Regions from separate parts of the Homo sapiens genome. Here region 2 is linked to region 1. A link is a contact called in ENCODE Hi-C or POLR2A ChIA-PET data. All regions are on one chromosome and are shown on one strand. The core of a region is the stretch at or near the end of the contact, and the rest is flanking DNA. Distances in the headings are between cores, read along the strand shown. Region 1 has its middle 71 kb from the start of MIR3937. Region 2 overlaps LOC105373178 (a long non-coding RNA gene).

Region 1 (5,470 bases), core at 1,573-4,072:
TAAAATAGATCTACTCCTCATGGCAATCCTGAAAGGTACATATTAATAGCCCTTTTGAGAGATGAAGAGATTGAGGTTCAGAATTCACTACCTTGGCTCAAGGCCACACAGTGAGTGGTTAAGCAGGTTCCAATCCAGACTTACTTAGACGACAAAGCCCAGGCTATTTTCTACCACCTCTAGCTCCCTCCTTTAAAAAGAAAATAGCTACCATGTGCCAGGCACTTCTTGAGAATGATTTCCTTTCCTGCAACACTCCTGAGAGGTCATGATTATGACTTTCATTTTACAGATGATAAAACAGGTTCAGAGAGGTTTTGTAGGTTGCACAAGGTCACACAGCTTAGTGGTGTTAGGTCTGGTTTTCAAACCTGGGTCTGTCTGTGTCCAAGCTCTCCCTCTTTCCATGATGTCATATATGTGAAACGGCAATTAACTAAACATGCCAATTTCTCCAGATAGCCAGAGGTTATCTGGCTGTTTGTCACCTTTTGAGGGGCAGAAAAAAGGGAATGTTTTAAAAGCTAATGTTAGGAAAAATAGGTGAGACACTTGGGAAAACCCCCTGACTGTAAAAGGTATAAGGCACAGGAGCAAGAATCCAGCAGAGGGTGAGGGACTCAGTCCATCTGTCCATTCATCCATCCATCCACTTGTTCACCCATCCATCCAGCCATCCATCCAACCATCCATCCATCCATCCATCCATCCTCCCATCCACTCATCCATCCATCCATCCATCCATCCATCCATCCTCCCATCCACTCATCCACTCATCCATCCATCCATCCATCCATCCATCCTCCCATCCACTCATCCATCCCTGATCTTTGAGGAGAGACCAGGAGCCTTGGGATGTTCTGCTGGCCTGTCTGCTTTGTAAGTCTGTGTCTCGTGTCCCAGGTGTGATCTCAAGGAAGGGAGGTGCCTCCTGGTGCAAAAGGTAATTATGCAGAGGAACCTCAGGCCCCATACATGGAGGAGGTTCTCCTCACTGACGCCTGACCTCTCCAAAGGGCAGAAAGCAGATTTTATGGACATCTCTAGGGTTTGGGATGCACGTTGGCTTTCAGCTCAGGAAGACACCTGAGGCTGGAGAACCTGAAACAGGGACAGAGATTGATGATTTATTAAGGTAACTCTGAGATCCCCCTATCTTTCTGGGTCCAGGATTTACACCAAAGGGAACCTCCACTTTATCTCTCCTTCCCACACCCATGTCTACATGGCAGATGGGAATTCAGGGTGTAGAGGGTGTGGTGGGGGCAAGGGAGAGGAACAGGAAGACAGTTCATTCAGAACTCTCATGTGGCATTTGTGGCTGCTGCTTCCACTTCATTGATCAGATTTTTCCCAATTTGCCAGGCTTGGGAAACTGATCTGAAAGGTTGCTCAGAACATTTTGGGGATCTGTCCTTCAGAATCTACCCAAGAACATTTGTCCCCTTCTGAGTCTGGTCCCAGCCTCCATGGGGCTTCAGACTGCAGTATGAGCTTTTTAAACTCAGTTTTTCCTCTTTCTATGCTATTGGCCCTGATCCCTTTGAGAACCTTCCGTGGCCCTCACAGCTTTATCTGCTACTTCCCCAGCATGGTTTGACAGTGAGGCCTCTGTTGTGGCATTGGTGTAATCCAGTTCAGCAAATATTTACTGGGCCTGATCCCTGCCAAGAACCATGCAAGACCTGGGAGACAAACGCACCCTGCAGCCAGTGGCCTGGGAACTTCTGTTCGTTAACCCCATCTACAAGGAGACAGCCTTGTGAGTCCTTTTTGCATGAACTATCTCATTTAGCCCTCAACTCAATGCCCATTTTTCAGATGGCAAAACCGAGGCCTTGAGAATTTCCCCTTTATCCTATTTCACTCAGCTCATGCCACAGAGATGAGATTTGCACTTATTTTGATTTCAAAATCTATATTTTCATCACACTCCTTTGACTCACTTGGGCCAAAGCCTCAGTTTCCTCAGATGTGTGATGGGGACAATTTTATTCGCAACCTTAAAAGAATGTTGTGAGAGTCTTTTGTTTTCTTTTCCTTTCCCTTTCTCTTTCTCTCTTTCTCTCTTTCTTTCTTTCTTTCTTTCTTTCTTTCTTTCTTTCTTTCTTTCTTTCTTTTCCTTCTTTCTTTCTTTCTTTTCTTTCCTTCTTTCCTTCTTTCTTTTTTTGAGATAAGATCTTGCCCTGTTGCCTAGGCTGGAGTGCAGTGGCACGATCATAGCTCATTGCAGACTTGAAAACCTGGGCTCAAGCCTCTCACTTCAGCTTCCCAAATAAGTGGGACTATAGGCACATGCCACCATGCCTGCCTAATTAATTTTTTTTTTTAATTTCGTAGAGGTGGGGTCTCACTTTGTTGCCCAGGCTGTCATTTACTTATTGTGATGATGAAGTGGGGTCTGGAAAGCTGCTCTGCCTTGCGGAAGAGTTAACTGATCCAGGAGCTTATTACAACCTCAGGAAAGCCCTTGCTGAGTAGGCACTTAGAATCTTCATAGTGAGCGGTGCTGCTAGCTCTTCTTCCCAACACTGGTGTACTACCGCAGCACCTGGAACCCCAGAGGGACATTACTTCTATGCTTTGATTCCTTAGAGCTCCATGAGGGTGTCCAGGGGAGGGGGAGAGTCAAGTATATCACGGACTGTTAATGAAGGCCTTCAAGATGATCTTGTAAAAATCCAACCCCATCATGATACAGTGTGGAAGCTGAAGCCTGGAGAAGGGCTGGGACTTGTCCAAGACCACGCAGCTGTTTCTTGGCAGAACTGGAGTGACCAGGCGGCTGTTAGGACTTTCCCTGTGGGACTCTGGGGTTTGTTGATCAAGTTCAAGTCTCAGCTTTTCCAGCATGAAAATGCACGGCCTCTGAGAAATGACACAGGGAAGGTGCCTGCAGGAAGAGGAGGGGAGAAGAGGGAGAAAAGTCAGGAGGGATGGGAGTCCTAGGCACTGCCTTTTGAAAAACATTAAATATGAGAGTTGATATAATCCAGGGGACCTCCAAACTGGCGGAGTGCCCCAGGACTCCCACCTGCAGCAAGCTGGGAGTCTGGCACTGGAATCTGTTTTATAAATGAGTTCCCTGGGTTACCGAAGCACGCACTCTGGCCCAACCCCTGACAGAGGGGCACCTGAACCCTGTGGGGCCAAGCTGGTTTGTCACCCAGCTCCTCCCTGGTGGGGCAGGTCCCACTGTCCCCTGCAATAAGGTCAGTCCCAGTCCCTCCCCCCACCTCCATTTCTCCAGTTGATCACGGTCCTCCTTGCCCACAGCCACCATGGACCCCATGACAAACACACGAGGCTCAGGCCTGGAAGATCTATTAGTGCCACTCCTGTCACCGCCCGCAGAGCAGGAGGAGAGGCAGCCAAATGCTGTGCTAATTATTCTAGCTTCCAGCAGGGTCTCGGAGGTCCCAGCCATGGTAAATCTTAACTTTCATGCTATGGTGCACCGGGATGCAATTTACTTCAAAGAGAGCATAAATCCCCACTGCGGCGTGTATCAGAGGAGTGTTACATAAAAGTGGCCCATGTGCTTCCCACCCTGGCTGCCTTCTCTCGCTCCCCTTCTCTCCCTCCCTCACTCTCTCCTCGTAAGTTTGAAAAAGCCAGCCCGCGGTTGGTTACACATCTCGCACGCAAAAACATTTACACACACGTCTGCTCCCAGCCTTATAAATCACCAGGCTTGGCGACTTGGCAGTGGGAACACAGGCGAGCTCTATTTTTACCAGCCCCATCCGCAGACAGCCCCGGGGGCCCCTCCTTTCCTACAGTGACACCTACTGGTGCTAGCTTTGGCCAAAGGCAGCCTTGCCGCTTCAGACCCATTTCTCAGGCTTTGGAGGATGGTAACTGATCAAGGCCTGGCCCTTCCCCCAATTCTTCCTCTGCTAACCCCTTCCAGCCTCTGGGGAATTCCTCCAGCCACAAATTCCACCCAGGAAGCCCCGCCCCACCACCAACGCCCTCAACCAGGCTTGACATAATAATTACCTTCCACAGAGCTGCGGACTGCAAGAGGCAAGGCCAGCACAACTCATTAGGATGTCAAAGGATCAAGGGAATTGGGGAGGGGACTGCCTACCAGGTCACCACCCCCCCACCTTCGGCCCCAAAAGCAAGGTTCCTTCCTGTAATGCAACCTCCTGGGGGGTTGTCCAGTTGTGTTTCAAGCAATTACTTCCCTGTGAAAGACATCTGTTATCTTCGCTGACACACACGAGACTGGCGGCCGATGTGGTTTCTGCGAGGGGCTTGTGAATCCTGGCATTGTCATCGCAGCCCCGGTTGGGAACGAAGGGGGTGGGGTGAGACAGAGGCACGTCTGTCTCCCATCCCCAGGCCCCAGCCCCAGCCTCCTCCCAGCGACCTCTCCGGAGGCAGCCGTGCCAGGTCTAATGCTCCTAATGTCATCTTTGCAGATCCATTTGTGATTCCTTGATGCTGTAATTACTGCGGCTCCACTCCCCTCGCAGCAGCTGCCATTAGCTGGGCAGACCGCAGGCTGCGGTGACGTGGCCTTGGCAGCCTGGGGGGCCTCTGAGGGTTGGCTGGGGTGGGTAGGACCCTCCCTGCAGGCCCAGAGCTGCCAAGAGGCCCAGGGAGGCTGGCTGAGCTGGTCGAATGCTGGCCTTTAGTGGCTTTGCCCTGAGTGTAACCTCCTCCCACTTCTCCCCGCAGTCAGTCGACTGTGGAAAGTGCCCCAGGGTGCAAATGCCCCAGGGTGAAGGGTGAATTCTGCACAGTTCCAACTCAGCCGCTGACACACTGGTGACCCTGGGCAAGTCACAGCCCCTCTAAGCTTTGGTTCCCTCAATCATAAAAAGGACAGGGTTGAATTCCCCAAGAGGAGGGGAGGTAGCTTCCCTTCCAGCCCTGACTGGGGATCCCTCTTTTTTCCTATCTCAGCACCTGGAAGGACCTGTACAAATGATGGGTGCTTTTTTAGAGGCCCAGGGAGGTTATCAGGTGCATTCTTGGGACAGGAATGAAAAACAAACACCCTAGAATCCTGCTGTGCCAAGAACCCAGGCCATAATCTCAGAGACAATCTATCTATCGCTTTCTATTCTAGCACTTTGCTTCTCAGGATAGAAGCCCTGGGGTGGCGTAAAGGGCTAACCTCACCTGCACTCAGGCTTTGAGGGTAGGAAAAGAGGGACTATGATGGACTCGAAGAAATGAGAGTAGAATCAGATGCTGAAAAAAGACAAACCAAAGTTTTGCTCATGGCCCTTCACTTCCCCATTCTCCTCCCCATCCCCAGTGTTGCCCTAATGTCACTGCTACTGATAAAAGAATATTGTGTTCAAGGCTGGCTGACAGTGAAAGTGGGTACTGTACAGAAGTCAGCCCCTTGACGGTTTTGAAACATGGCAGGAAATTCTCTGACACTTTTCTCATCCAGAGGCAGGTTCTCTGGTCCTTCCCCTTGAATCCGGGGTGGGGGGTGGGGGTGGGT
Region 2 (5,470 bases), core at 1,025-3,524, 34 kb before region 1:
TTCCAGCTTCCTAGGTTCCCTGCTAGACTGCATTTCCCAACCTTCCTTGAAGTTAGGTGAGGGCCATGTGACTGAGTTCTAGCTTATGGAAAGTAGGTAGAAGTGATGTGCCTGAACCAAAAATCTTCCACTCAGGATCCTCCATTTTCTGTTTCTGTTCTACTTTGACTTTGGAAGACACATATTGAAGTTGGTAGTGCTCTTTGCCACGGGATGGAAGAAGCCTGAAGCCTGGGTCCCTGAATCACCCCATGGAAGGTTGTTGCTGGAATGCCTGGTTGGGATGTGAAGTGGGCAAGAAATAAGCCTTTTGCACATTCCATTAAGCCATGGAGATGTAGGGGATGTTTGTTCCAGCTCCTTGTCTGTCCCAAGTAACTGAAGGACCTTGTATCCCAAGCAGTTTGTTGTCGTGAAAAGCAGCGGGAGAGATTCCTTGGGCAAAGGAGCAGCCTCAATCCAGGGAGCATCTTTGAGGAATTGTCTGTGATGCTGATGGAAAATGGGAGGCTTCCACTCTTTACCCCACACTACTTCTAGGATTTCTCAAGGAGTCTTTGAAAACAAAAACAAACAAGAATTCTGCCACAGATCGTCGGGTTGTGCCAGTTCCAGGGAAACCAGTGTGAACCAAGCCCCCTGGAAGTGGGCAGCTGCGGTGGCCTCAATCCCCTCACTTAATCAAGTGATGGTTTGGAATAGAAAAGAATTTGCAATTTTATTTTTCACCGGTCCTTACCCTGAGACAGATGGTTACGATGCCAAAATCTTACGTCATTTATGAGGCTGTGCAATGTCGGAGAAAGGACTGGCCTCGTGGTTTGGAGCCGTGAATTCTAGTTCCAGGTCTGTGCCACACGGGCAGGTCCTGTTCTCTCTCTCAGCCTGTTCCTTGGTTTATAAAGTGAACAGCGTGGTGTGGTGGGTGTGTGTGTGTGTGCAGGGGGCAAGGGGAAATGTGTGGAACAGATAATTTTTAAGGTGCCTTCCAGGGCTAATAGCCTATAATTCAGTATCTGCATGCCTGAAAGAAGGAGGGTAGATGCATTTTTAAAATGAAGTGGAAACGGAGCTCATGTGGCCTGTGCTCCGGGACTGAAATCTCTGGGTTGTCTCTCTTCTCCTCCCCATCCCGCCCCCACCCCCACCCCAGAGCTGAAAGCAGCCACCCAGACACAGCAGTAAGTATCCGTCAAGTCTGTCTTGCAGGTTCCTGGGGGACGCCCAGCACACTGGAAGGGAAGGGTTGCCATAAGAGAGGGAAGAAGGCGAGAGCCAAGCATGGAGCTGCTGTGTCTGTGACCTGGACTGACCATCGCTGTGGAAGGCCAAACCGGGGAGGCCTGGTGCAGGGCCAGAGCTGTCACCGTCTGGGCATCTGAGCCCAGGGAGCCCCCGAGGTCAGCTGTCTCCCCAGAGTGGAGAGCAGCCAATTCTTACTGCCTCAGCTGCCAGCTGCTGCCAAATCACAGCAAAGAATACAAGGTACCAAAGACCGCCCATATTGCCCACTGCCGCTTCTCTGACTGAAGCCAAGGCCAGGAGGGGCCCTGGCACACTGCACTGCTATCAGCAAACCTTGGCAGGGGTTTTTAACCATTTCTGGGCTGTGCACCCCTCTGGCATCTGGTGAAGCCTATGGACCCCTTCTCAGGATGATGAATTTAATTGCATAAAATAGTATGACAGAGGAAACCAATTCTCTATTGAAATGCAGTTATGCAAATATTAAGAAGCAACTTCGGGATCAGTAATATGTGTGTTTCTTTATTAATGCATTAAGTAACAAGATTTAGTGTTGGGTCTAATAACTACGATCCTTTCATACAAAGACCACAGTGACTAGCGAGGGGTGTAAGTGATCTTTAGAGACAGCAGCAGCAGCTCTGATGTGCTAGGAAGATAGCTGTGGTTTCTATTGGTGACAGTCACAGGTGCTGCTGTTGCTACCACAGTTTGTTGCCTACATTCATCATGGAAGGAAGTGCTTGATCTCAGAGTTTAGTGAAACAAAGATGTAAATGTCTCTCCCACTCAAGTTCATAGACCCTTGAATACTATGCACAGACCCCTGGAAGTGGATGGCTGCTAGGGGACAAGAATGTGCTGGGGTGTGGGTGGGGACACAGAGCTGCTTAGCAGTTCTTTCCTCATCTGTCAGCGGGACAGGTTGGACTAGATAGGGGTTGGGTAATCTGAGCAAAGTGCTGCCTCCTTGCCACTCCCCTGGCCATGGTAAACATCGCTAATTGATCATGGCCGACTCCTCAAGGAGCCCAGAGACCCGCAGAACACTTCTCGGCCCAGCGCTTCAGGCAGCCACCACTAAATGATTGTAGCTGGCACCAAAATGAAACCGATTTGCCACTCCAGGGCTGGAAGCTCTCTAAGGCCCATTTCTGCCCTGATATGCTATGATTACCCGTGATTAAAATATGCTTCCTGCCCTCAAGGAACTTCTGAACTGGTGAGCGTCTTAAAGGTCGGTGTGGAGTAAGGGGAGTGGGGGTGCACCTCGACACAGTTCCTCACCAGGCATTCAGTCATTTCACAGTCAGGGCATTGATTTTACTTTTCAACTTGTAATTTCCACCTCCTGGATTCCATTATCACTCGCTCAATATACGACGATTCGCCATTTCTCTGGCCACCGCTCTGAGACTCATGCATTGCTGAGCATAAGCAGAAGACATTGCCTAAAATGCATCACTACCTGGAAGTAATGATTGGGTTTTAACACAGTCAAGACCTTGATGGTTCTGTATATAAGCAATCATTCCACCTTCCTCCTTCCCAGTCACGTGGGCTGCCCGGAAGGGATTCAGAATTAACCCCATGCGCTCAAGCCAAAACCCTGGGTTACCCCAGCCTCTCTCGTCCAGGCTCCTTCCCTTCTGTGGGAAATACCCAGCAGCTGGAGGCTGCTGCTCCTGCCTTATGTTTCAGATATATGCTGCTATTAACAGATTCTTTGGAAAAGACCCAAATCTGTCCATCCATAGCTGCTGGAAACGCTTCTTTATTAACACAATGAGGAGGTACGATGTAGTGGCAAAAGTTTTAGGCCACAGATTCTGAGAGCGTGGACCCCCACCCCACAGCATCAGCATCACTTGGACATTTGTTAGAAAAGCAAATTCTTTTAACCAAGCCCTCCAGGGGATTCCAGTGTGCTAAAGCTCGAGAACCACCACTTTAGGCTAAGACATAGAACCCTTGGCTTGAGACTCAACTTGACCACGCTTGTACCCATCTGTTCATCTTTTGCAGCCTCAGTCACTTCCTCTGTAAAATGGGAGCGATAATGCCTGTCTCCCTGGCCTCACAGAGGATTGCTTGATTCACTGGTGCAGTGAATGTGAGAACAGTTTGCAAAGCCCAACACAAGGCCAGTGATTATTATTAGTAGTAGCCGCTCCATGACAGTTGCAGGACATTTGTGGGTGGTGGGGGAGAGTTAGGAACAAAGGGGAGATTTGATTTTAAGCTGAGGGACTTGAACTCCACTCTGGCTGCGGGGCGCGTGGAGATCATTGTTTTCTCGTCTCCACAGCTGGGAGACTCCCTCTTCTCTCTGCAGGGCTTGCGTGGCTGAGATGATGTCATCACCCCCCACAGACTGGCTTCCTGAGGGCTCGACTCCCCCACCTGAAAGTCACAGGCATTTGAATCCCCCCTCAGGCCTTTCTCCAGCCACTGGTGTTAACAAAGTTTCTAATTCCAGGTTGATTAAAATTCCTGGGTCTGAGCCGCCCTGGGGGAGGGGGATTACAGGGCAACAGTCATGGCAGGGGAGACCAAGTGACAAAACAAGCTGGGCTGTTTTCACCCCCAGCTGCCCCCTTCGGCGTATAAACACAAAGACCACAATGATGGACTCTTGGCAGGTGAACGGGCAGATGGGATGAGCTTACCTTCCCAGTTTAGCAGGCCAGGTGGTCTGTCAACCTCAGATCAAAGCAAACAGAAGGCGGAAGAGGGAACAGCTGGCAGAGAAGCGCAGCGAGTCCAGCAGGCCAGTCCTTAGAGCAGAACCAGTAACCAACCCGTCTGTAGCCTGCTTTGGGCAAGAGCAGAGAGATACCCATCTCATCTTCCTGCTTCACTATAAGAGCTTAGATAAACTCAGATATACTTAGGCGACCATTTAACCTTCTCAACAACCCGACCAAGTGGGGACTATTATTATCTCCATTTTACAGGTGAGGAAGTTGAGACAGAGAATTAAATGACTTGCCCATGTGACAGAGCTGGGATAGAAACCTAAGAGTCTGGCTCCAGAGCCCGTGTTCTTAACAGTGACACTAAACGACCTCTCTCCTAACCCATCAGAGGGATTCTGTGATTTCTTAGGAGCTGGAATATTTTCCTCTGAAGAATTGCATCTTAAATCCATGTTCTGCCCCCAGGGAAGGACTTGTAAAGTTTGGTCGTGATGAAAGGAATCAGAAAATAGAAAATAAAGGTTAACCGTACAGATAATAAAAAATGCCTAATACAAAGGAAAAAAAATCGAACCACACGCCAACCAAATTATAAAGAGAACCAGACTGAGGACAACAATGTGGTTGGGGGCCAGGCGCGGTGGCTCACAACTGTAATCCCAGCATTTTGGGAGGCTGAGGCAGGCAGGTTGCCTGAGGCCTGGAGATCGAGACCAGCCTGGACAACATGGGAAACCCCGTCTCTGCTAAAAATACAAAAATTAGTCAGGCATGGTGGTGCACGCCTGTAGTTCCAGCTACTCAGGAGGCTGATGAGGGAGCATCGCTTGAGCCCAGGAGGCTGAGGCTGCAGTGAGCCGAGATCATGCCACTGCACTCCAGCCTGGGCAACAGAGTGAGACCCTGTCTAAAATATATATATGTATATGTATATGTATATATATATATATATGTATATGTGTATATATATGAATATGGGTATATATATATATGTATATATGTATGTGTATATATATATATATGTATATATGTATATGTATATATATGTATATGTATATATATGTATGTATATATATTATAAAATACATATTTATGTACATTGGTCTGGGTGCAGTGGCTCACACCTGTAATCCCAGCACTTTGGGAGGCTGAGGTGGGCGGATCACCTGAGGTCAGGAGTTCAAGACCAGCTTGATCAACATGGTGAAATCCGTCTCTACTAAATATAAAAAATTAGCCGGGTGTGGTGGCACATGCCTGTAATCCCAGCTACTCGGGAGGCTGAGGCAAGAGTATCGCTTGAACCCGGGAGGTGGAGGTTGCAGTGAACTGAGATTGTGCCATAGCACTCCAACCTGGGCAACAAGAGCAAAACTCCGTCTAAAAAAAAAATATATATGTGTATATATATATTTATGTATATTATATACAATATTTATGTATGTTTTATTTATGTGTATTATGTGTTTATATGTTATATTTATGTATGTATGTTATATATCGCATATTATGTTATATATTTATAT

The links. Hi-C counts contacts between places; a loop is a spot of excess contacts on that map. ChIA-PET counts read pairs that join two places held with the same protein, here RNA polymerase II (POLR2A). Pooled maps may share reads with other maps.
Region 2: a loop to region 1 is called in a map of naive thymus-derived CD4-positive, alpha-beta T cell, with 2.5 times the contacts of the local background. The contact joins two enhancer-like sites. A Hi-C loop is called at or near these places in 7 of 168 maps with a recorded cell type or tissue (CD4-positive, alpha-beta T cell, CD4-positive, alpha-beta memory T cell, HepG2 and 3 more) and 11 of 50 pooled maps. POLR2A ChIA-PET finds 5 or more read pairs at or near these places in 8 of 52 experiments (CD4-positive, alpha-beta T cell, CD4-positive, alpha-beta memory T cell, HEK293T and 5 more).

Annotation. Positions count from the first base shown.
Region 1 is chrX:39,729,228-39,734,697 of GRCh38, reverse strand. No RefSeq gene overlaps it. Among named protein-coding and RNA genes, the nearest start is that of MIR3937, 71 kb to the right of the region's middle. RefSeq lists an enhancer at 3,649-3,943. Within about 2 kb of position 2,822, at least 4 of the 41 ENCODE cell types and tissues checked have a DNase peak (open chromatin) inside an H3K27ac peak, as active enhancers do.
Region 2 is chrX:39,762,980-39,768,449 of GRCh38, reverse strand. It overlaps LOC105373178 (a long non-coding RNA gene), which reads right to left. Exons shown (of 3, transcript XR_949026.2): 2 at 3,915-4,057; 3 at 3,348-3,648. Among named protein-coding and RNA genes, the nearest start is that of MIR1587, 72 kb to the left of the region's middle. Within about 2 kb of position 2,274, at least 5 of the 41 ENCODE cell types and tissues checked have a DNase peak (open chromatin) inside an H3K27ac peak, as active enhancers do.